2 separate regions of the Homo sapiens genome follow, and region 2 is linked to region 1. A link is a contact called in ENCODE Hi-C data. All regions are on one chromosome and are shown on one strand. The core of a region is the stretch at or near the end of the contact, and the rest is flanking DNA. Distances in the headings are between cores, read along the strand shown.

The links. Hi-C counts contacts between places; a loop is a spot of excess contacts on that map. Pooled maps may share reads with other maps.
Region 2: a map with no recorded cell type shows a loop between it and region 1 (6-fold over the local background). The contact joins two enhancer-like sites. A Hi-C loop is called at or near these places in 3 of 37 single-sample maps with no recorded cell type and 4 of 50 pooled maps.

Annotation. Positions count from the first base shown.
Region 1 is chr13:40,443,235-40,447,932 of GRCh38, reverse strand. All of the region lies in intron 6 of LINC00598 (long intergenic non-protein coding RNA 598), which reads left to right. Among named protein-coding and RNA genes, the nearest start is that of LINC00598, 35 kb to the left of the region's middle. RefSeq lists enhancers at 1,668-2,273, 2,083-2,382. Within about 2 kb of position 2,297, at least 13 of the 41 ENCODE cell types and tissues checked have a DNase peak (open chromatin) inside an H3K27ac peak, as active enhancers do.
Region 2 is chr13:40,752,840-40,757,554 of GRCh38, reverse strand. MRPS31 (mitochondrial ribosomal protein S31) reads left to right here. Exons shown (of 7, transcript NM_005830.4): 4 at 542-682; 5 at 3,463-3,536. Among named protein-coding and RNA genes, the nearest start is that of MRPS31, 16 kb to the left of the region's middle. Within about 2 kb of position 1,999, at least 2 of the 41 ENCODE cell types and tissues checked have a DNase peak (open chromatin) inside an H3K27ac peak, as active enhancers do.

The DNA of each region.
Region 1 (4,698 bases), core at 1,048-3,547:
AGGTGAAAGTTCTTGACTTAATAAGGAAAGAAACAAATAGTATGCTGAGGTTGCTAAGATCTATGGTAAGAACCAATCTTCTATTTGTGAAACGATAAAGATGGAAAAAGAAATTCAAGCTAGTTTTCGTGTCTCCCCTTGAACTGCAAAAATTACAGCCACAGTGCACGATAACTTTTATTACAGTATATTGTTCTATTTTATTGATATTGTTGTTAATCTCTTACTGCATGTAATTAATAAACTAAACTTTATAGATATGTATGTACAGGAAAAACATAGTATCTATAGGGTGTGGTACTAGCTGCAGTTTTAGGTATCCACTGGAGTTCTTGGAATGTATCCCTCTGGAAATTGATTGTTCCACAGTTCTGGAGGCTGGAAGTCCAGGATGAAGGTGTCGGCAGGGTTCCTTCCTTCCTTTCTTCTTTCCTTCCTTCCTTCCTTACTTCTTCCCTCCCTCGCTCCCTTACTTCTTCCCTCCCTCCCTCCCTTCTTTCTCCCTTTTTCTTTCTTTCTTTTTCTTTCTTTCTTTCTTTCTTTCTCTTTCTTTCTTTCTTTCCTTTCTTTCTTCCTTTCTTTCTTTCTCTCTTTCTTTTCTTTCTTTCTCTCTCTTTTTCTTTCTCTCTTTCTCCTTTCTTTCTTTCTTTCTTTCTTTCTTTCTTTCTTTCTTTCTTTCTTTCTTTCTTTCTGTCTTCTTCTTCTTTCTCTTTCTTGACGGAGTCTCACTTCATCAAGTCACTCTGTCACTCAGTTGCCCAGGCTGGAGGGCAGTGGCATGATTTTGGCTCCCTGCAACCTCTTTCTCCTGGGTTCAACTGATTCTCCTGCCTCAGCCTCCCAAGTAGCTGGGATTACAGGTATGCACCACCACACCTGACTAATTTTTGTATTTTTAGTAGAGACGGGGTTCCACCATGTGGGCCAGGCTGCTCTTGAACTCCTGACCTCAAGTGCTTCACCCACCTCAGCCTCCCAAAGTGCTAGGATTACAGGCATGAGCCACCACACCCTGCCAGGGTTGGTTTCTTCTAAGGGCTGTGAGGAAGAATCGGTTCCATGCCTCTTTCCCAGCTCCTGGGGATTTGCTGCAATTTTTGGCATTTCTTGGCTTGTAGATCTCTGCCCTCATCTTCACAGGATGTTCTCCCTGTGTTTCCAAATTTCCCTTTTTTATAAGGACACTGGTCATATTGGACTAGGTCCTACCCTAATGATTTCCTCTGTAAAGATCTTATCTCCAAATAAGATCACATTCTGAGGTACTGGGAGATAGTACTCCATCCAGCATATGTTTTTGGCGGGGACACACTTCAACCCATAACGTCACCACTCATGAATGCCCTGGAATGTCTGTGTTACATGTGCTCACAAAAGTTTGTTTGGTTTTTCTCTTCTCTTCCATTATGTAGAATACCCTAAGGTATTTGAATTACCCACTGTTCCTCTTAGATCATTCCCTCCCAGCTGATGGAGGAACTTGGGAAAAGCTGCCAACCAACTCAATATTTTGCCTCCCTTAACTGGGAGATCACATTACTATGGGCAAAGTGCTCTTCATGCAAATCTCCATGGGTTTGAGGAAGAGGTCTGTGAATTCCAAATATTCAAGAGGGCACTGGGCAAGTGGCCCTACCTTTTTTCTTTCTTTCTTTCTTTCTTTCTTTCTTTCTTTCTTTCTTTCTTTCTTTCTTTCTTTCTTTCTTTCTTTCTCTTTTTTTTTTTTTCTGAGACGGAGTTTTGTTCTGTCACCCAGGCTGGAGTGCAGTGGCGTGATCTTGGCTCACTGCAACCTCAGTTTCTGGGTTCAAGTGATTCTCCTGCTTAAGCCTCCCCAGTAGCTGGGATTACAGGCACCCACCACCATGCCCGGCTAATTTTTTATTTTATTTTTAGTAGAGACGGGGTTTCACCATGATGGCCAGGCTGGTCTCAAACTCCTGACCTCAGGTGATCCACCAGCCTTGGCCTCCCAAGTGGCCCTGCCTTTTTAAAATAAAAATATAAATATAGGCTTTATTTCCTCTTTGGAACGCTCTAATCAAAACAAACTGGGCCACGCATGGTCACAATAACAGGTGGCTCGGGAGGTCCCTTGTGGCTTGCTGGCTGCAGACCTGGCCTCGTAGAGCCCGGGAGGGAGTGACATTGGCCCCTCATGCAGCGGGGCAGCCAAGCGTGCCTGCAGCTGGCCGAGGCCAGCTCTTGACTCACAGAATGACTAACAACGGGGAAGCGTAGACAATGGCGAGAACAATGTGGGAGAGTTGTTGCTGGAAGGAAGTGAGACTTGTCAGGGCTTCCCCCCAGCTGCTCACAAGGTAGTGCTTGGTGAAGCATGCCTTTCTCCTCAAAGTCTAAACAGGATCAGTGAAAACGTAACCAGCCCTCATGAGCCTGTAATCTGGGATTACAGGTGTGAGCCACTGCACATGGCCTGCCCCACAGCTTCTATGATGAGCCCCTCACCCCGTTTATACCACTTAAGTCTTCTCCTGGCCAGAGGTGATGCCCACACTGGGCCAGGCTGGGTCCAAGTGTGGAGTCAGGTCATCTTTCCCGGAGGGATTTACACAGAAGAGCAGGGGTCACACCCAGGGACACTGGGATGGGACGTCTGGCCCAGAAGTGGCTTCTGAACTCAATGCCCCGTGGTCTCTGTCACTTGAAGTTCTGCAACTCTAAATCTCTATTTTTATATATTTCATTGATTAAAGGCAAGAAACACTTAACTTTTGTTGAGTTTGAATAGAAGTAACTGCCCTTATATTTAACAGTGAGTAAATGTACAACGTTCCTTTTGAAATGAGGTCTTCTCCATCCCACTCGATTTCCCATATGGGAGTGTTGAAGGAATCTAGAATTCACTGTCTTCACAGTCCCCTTCACCTTGCTCAGAATCTATGTTGAAATTTTTAAAGTCCATTTTCTGTGCTGATTAAACTTTCACATGTTAGCCTTTGAGGCAGATATGGCATTTTGGTAATGTGGTATACAGATTACTGAATAATTACATAAGCTCTGGACAGCCACATTTCCTAACATGCATGTGCCTCTTCTCACGGGGCCCAGGACAATACTTCCAACTAAACAATTCCAAGAAGTTTTATTCAAATAACACTCTCTCTGAAGAATTTCTCCTGTTTAATGGGAGCTAGGGGATATAATTAACTTGAACACTTGATTTGGAATAAGACAGTAGAGATTTTAGAAATTGAGGGATTTGAAATATCAAACTCACTCCTAGGATTTAGACCCAGACAAGAAAAAGCTTAAAAATAAAAACAACATTACAATTATTAAATTTATAGTCCAAATTTAGATATGTGTAATGAATAGTCACTTTTTTTCTTCTTATCTGGAGGCTGAACAATCCCGAGCTGGGATTTTTTTTTTCTTTAATATGAAAGAAAAGAAAAATTAGTGTCTGGGAATGAAGGGTACTTATGACCTTTCTCCAGCCTCCTGGAGTGATGTTTGGGGACCTTTGCTGAAGTAAGTAGAGTTATTCATGTTGAAGACAGCTCGAGAATGAAGCACACAATTACACGGGGAGAAGAGATAAGAGAAAAGAGATCCATTTATTATTAGAGTCAACCTTTAGAGAGTTGTTGTGCTTTTTGAATGAACTTATCAGTGACAAAAAGTTAAAGTGTAGAAGCAGAAGGCATTTATTCAGATGGTATCTTTCACATCGTGAAATAATGTTATAAAACACAGAGGGCTTGGGCCTGGGAATTTCTGAGCCTGTGTCAAGGTTTAATTATTGGATTTTTATCAAAAATCTGCTTTTTTCCTGATGGTTTCAGGCTTCAACTAATGAGAGATTATTTAAACGTGCTCTCACTGAGGGTGCCAAAAGCAAAATTTTCAGCTGGTTCTAAAACCATCTTTGAACGTGAACATGGTCCTACGGCAGCTACTTGGTTTGAAGTCCCTCCTTTCCAAGTGACAGCATTCACACAGCATTTACTGTGGACAGTTCCCTCTGCTTGGGGTACATCTATGCAAATGTGTGAGACTCCCTGGGCTGTGCCACCTTCCATAAACAGTCCCTGCTCACCCTTCCCCTGCAAGCACATCATTGGAAGTCACCAGATAACCAGAGGCCGACAAAGAGACAAAAGGCCTACCCTGACTGCAGCACTAGGTCCCTTGCTTATCCTACTCCTTCAACCAGGAACAGCACAGCCCCTTTCTTGGCATATGTTTTTTACTTTCATGAAACTGGCCCTAAATGATACACCAGGCACCCACTTGGGTTCAACTTCATGGTTCTCAGTAGAAGTGGAAAATATGAGGGGCTGTGTTCACGTCAGTTAATTCTGTGATGGGTGCTGTGAACTGGGTTTGTCCTCAGGGAATCAGGAAAGTGGCCACCCAATTCAAGTATCTTTTAACAAGATATATAGGCCTTCCAAGATCTCTAAGACATTCTAAGATCTATAGCACATTCTAACATTTTAAAGCACAAGGTTCTAGAAATGTAAGAAAGGAACTGTCTGAGAATATATAGAGAAATACCATGGAATGACTTAATAGTTTACTAAGGCATATGTGCATGCATCAAAGGAGAACATAAAGTAAATGCTGATCTATCTAGAGTGTGGGTCTCATGTCCAGCCCAGGACTCCTCACTAGGGTGTTTATTGGTGATCCTGAAAGCTGTCTTGGACACAGTGGAGAATGAGTGTGTAC
Region 2 (4,715 bases), core at 750-3,249, 310 kb before region 1:
GAGAATTGCTTGAACCCGGGAGGCAGAGGTTGCAGTGAGCCGAGATTGCGCCACTGCACTCCAACCTGGGCAACAGAGTGAAACTCCATCTCAAAAAAAAAAAAAAAAAAAAAAGGAAGACATAGATATCTGGACTGTCAGTTCAGTGACTCATTTTATTTGTATTTGAACAAATAAAAAGCAACAAATAAATATGGCTAACTCTTGGTTTTAATTTAGTTATTGGATGTAGGTGATAGGTATAACAGATACTGATTTTACTTTCCTATCATTTTCTCTGAATAATTTTTCATGAGACACTTACGTTTTAAATGAAGATTTCTGAAGTACATCTTTAAAAGATGAAAGTAAACATAAATTGTAATGTTCTGTGTTATGTGAATGTTAATAGGCGACATTTTTTATTTAAACATTTTATGCTGTGTAATTAGTGCATAAAAATGAAATAAGAATTAAATGATCTCAAGTCTCCTGTTAAAGGAAGTTTATTACTGTTCTGTAGCTAAGATTTCTAATACACTTGACCTTTTTATTATTTCAGTTTCAGTAACATAATATCAGATATGAAAGTTGCCAGATCTGCTACAGCTAGAGTTCGTTCAAGACCAGAGCTTCGGATTCAGTTTGATGAAGGCTATGACAATTATCCTGGCCAGGAGAAGACGGATGATCTTAAAAAAAGGTATCAGGCTTTGTAATCTGCTGGGTTTTGTTTGTGTAGTTTGTTTTTACCTTAACTGTAGATTTACCTTATTGTGTGTGTGTGTATTATTGCTGTTGGATATCTGAACATTATGAATACATTTACATCTGTGTTCTTACTCTCTGTATACCACTTCCTAGAGAGGGAACCATGTGCTGGATTTAGCCAGTCCTGTAGTTTTCCATACCTGAAATCAAAACGGGCCATGCTTCACATCTACCCACGATGAATAGGGGTCCTTTCATTTAGAGTAAGCGGAGCTGACTGAATTCTGAGCAAATAAGTATTTTGTGAGAAACATTATTTTTCATTTTAAAAATAAGTGTCTAATACTGTGTATTCATATAGCCTTTATATCTCAATACGTGCTTATCTGTTGGTATACCTTAGAGAAATAACCCACCATCAATGAGAAGAAGGAAAGGCAGGAGGAAAAAAGTTTATATAACACTTTAAAATGGTAGATTATTTGTGGCCATTTGAATTTACTGATTTGAAGTTCTTAAAGATGCTGAGCCATGCCTTACATAGTTATTTTAGAATCTAAAGTTGTTCTGTATTTGCATAACGTTTCTGTTCTTTTTCTTCTTTAAACCCTGAAAGTGATAGATGGGAAGGAGGAACCAGATATTTGGCATGGTCTGACAAAAATTAACTTGTCTTTGTAGCAGGATATGCTCACAACTGGAGTGTTTTCAATGCATTGTATATTCCATGGATTTGTTTTAAGTAAAATCAGAAACTTGAGTTAACTCTTTCTGGGTGTTAAATTAATGATTTATACAGGAAAGTTGGAAAAGGTGGTCAGCAGTTAACACCGGAAGTTCAAGAGGTTATGGTGACTTTGGAAGATTATTTGAATTACTAATTTAAAGTGATTTAGCATCTGTTACATATTATTGAATAAAGGAGAAGGTGTACTTGGAGTTTTACTTAAGAATATTTAACTGAATCAGTTAATCCTCGAGAATATTTAACTGAATCATTCATCTTGGACATGATTCTGTGCAACTACATTAGGATGGTATATTATAATTTGATTTTTAATATTAGATTTGATATTTAATATTTAAAAAATTAGAAGCAAGTAGGAAAGGGTTTTCTGTGCTTTCAATGTGTTAAAAAGCCAGCCAGAGGTGAGTAAGGGGAAGCAATGGTGAGACGCCAAGTTTTTCACCCTGCTATGACTGGGGCAGGATCTGGGATATCAACCCCAGACAACCCAGGCCTGGATTGATTTTTTCTGTTGGAGATTGACAGTTCACACTGGCCTGCCTCAGAATGTTGGCACTGCCACTGACTAATTCTGTGACTGGGGCACCTTTTATAGCCTCCATCAGGCTGTTTCCCCAGCTATAAAATGCTGAAAGTGAAACCTAGCTTAAATGGCTTTCTTAAGGAATAGAAAAGAAACACGTGTAAACTATCTGGTACATAGTAGGTGCTCAGCAAATGTCCATTCCCTCTCTTTGTAGTACGTTCCTCTTTTGAAATTCAATACTTTATCAAGGCATTTGCCCTCTGCTGTGACTTGCTTTAATCCACCATCCTGTTTATCAGACGTGCGGTTGAGGGAGAAGAATGCAAGGCACTGAAGAGAGTTATGGAGCGTAAAAGCCTTTGTTTACAAATAACTTGGAACCTGTTAGAGGGAAGATTATATGATTTGAGATCACATTATTTAACGTTCATATGGTATTTGCATTTTTCCAGTTATTTCTATTTAGTAGAGAGAAGTAATTTAGTTTATAAAAAAACAAGAATTCAAAATTATTTTTAAAACTAACCCTCCAGTTTATTATTTTTTATTTTTCTTCGAGACGGAGTCTCGCTCTTATCGCCCAGCCTGGAGTGTAGTGGCACAATGTCGGCTCACTGCAACTTCTGCTTCCTGGGTTCAAGGGATTCTCCTGCCTTAGCCTCTCAAGTAGCAGAGATTACAGGCACCTGCCATCACACCTGGCTAATTTTTTTTGTGTGTTTTTAGTAGAGACGGGGTTTCACCATGTTGGCCAGGCTGGTCTCAAACTCCTGACCTCAGGTAATCTACCTGCCTTGGCCTCCCAAAGTGCTGGGATTACAGGCGTGAGCCACCTCGCCTGGCCAGCCATCCAGTTTATAAACTGGATTTTAATCTGCCAGTAAATGTATTCAAGTAAATATGTGAATTGATGCATAAAGCAGTTGATTATCAAGTGTGTAAGAAAATGTTACCTATTAACTCTCTGATATTAATTTCAATAGTTAATTAAAAATAGTCACGTAAAGAAAGTTAATAATTATTTTAAAATACAGAATGATTGCCTTATGAAAGGGAATGTTGTGATTTACCAATGCAATCTTTTATAATTATAATTTGTAATTAAACATTGCAGTGTTTTCTGCCCTTAAAGACAAATGTTGAGTTTAACAGCTTCTATTTTGGCATGGTTATAGTTTTTCACAACATGGAGTTTTTAAAACCTTAATATAAACGTGAAAAAATAAAAATTATGGCAAATTAAGCTAATCTTTTCAATTAGGTATTTTGGAAATTGCTGTAATTGATTTGTTGTATTATGAAGCAAAACTTCAAGTGCACATTTCTGTTTTTTGTTTATCAGTCCTAAAAATGTGGCAATTTAGCTAATATTTTTGATGTGGGTCAGTGGAATTTTTAATTTCTACATAGAATATTTCACTTAAGATATTTTCTCATAGTTTTTGTTGACAGTTTAAAATATATTCATTAAAATGTTATTTTCTTTTTTTGGACTTAGGAAAAATATATTCACAGGGAAAAGACTTAATATTTTTGACATGATGGCAGTTACTAAAGAAGCACCTGAAACAGGTTTGTTAAGAATAACACTCTTTCTCAGGTGGAGAAACATTCCATCGTTCCAGGATGTCCTTAGTGTTCTAATAGTTTGGATATTTTAATATTCCATTCTGTCATTGGCCTGGATCCTGCTTATGAATGTGGCGGTTGTTACAAGGAAAACTTGGGACTGTAATGTCCGCCTAAACTGGGAAGGCGTCAAGAGACCAAAGAATAATTTGGGCAAGTCCAGCTTGATGAATAGATGAGTTTACTAGAACTTACATTACATACTGGACATTCCTGAGCAGCTCTAGAGTCACCCTGCCTCCCATCTCTAAGCAGCCTTTCAGCTAATGTTTTGTTTGCCTACTCTGTGTGCGCGATGACTGTTACCTGATATGTTCCCAGGTATGCCCTGGGATGTTTGGGTTCTCAGGGACACCTGCTCCTCAGCTAGGCACCATGGCCTTGGCTCCCTGCTCAGCCTTCAGGATCCAAGCAACACACATACACTCTTAAGTAACCTGGTGGGGGTTACTACAGTTGTCAACATTGCTAGTTTCGGTCAGGCTTCCCCCTTGAAATGTTGCATTCTGTGAGACAGCGGGAGGTAAGTACTACCGATTACCGAATCCAGAGGTCCAGATTAGCTACTAATTTGAGTTAGAACAATAATAATCAACTACCATTTACAGTGTATCTCTATGCTATTACATAAAGATATACTGGTTCCTGCCCTTAGGCAGCTTAGAAGAGGAGACAGCATTTACAAAATAACTTACTGAAGTGACTTAGTGATTGTTTAGGAGATGGGAAGAACATTCAAGGAATATATTTAACAGACTTGTAGTGTTTTCTTTGGGTAAGAAATTTGCCATTTTAAGTCTAAAAGAGAAATAAGAGTGTCCTCTTGCTTGACATTAAATTTAGTTTACTAGTAAAATAAATGAAGAAACTTAATACAAATGGTCTCTAGTGTATAAGTGATGAGCATTTCTAAAGAAAATAAGTTAGTTTTTTGGATATTGGTAGAAACAATGTTGTATGTGGACTTGGGAGGCTGAGACAACATGATGGCTTGCGACTAGGAGTTCAAGACCAGCCTGGGCAACATAGCCCCTTTCTCTAAAAAATAGAAAAAAATTATCCAGGCATGGTGGTGCATGCCTGTAATCCTAGTGACTTGGGAAGTTGAAGTGGCAGGATCAC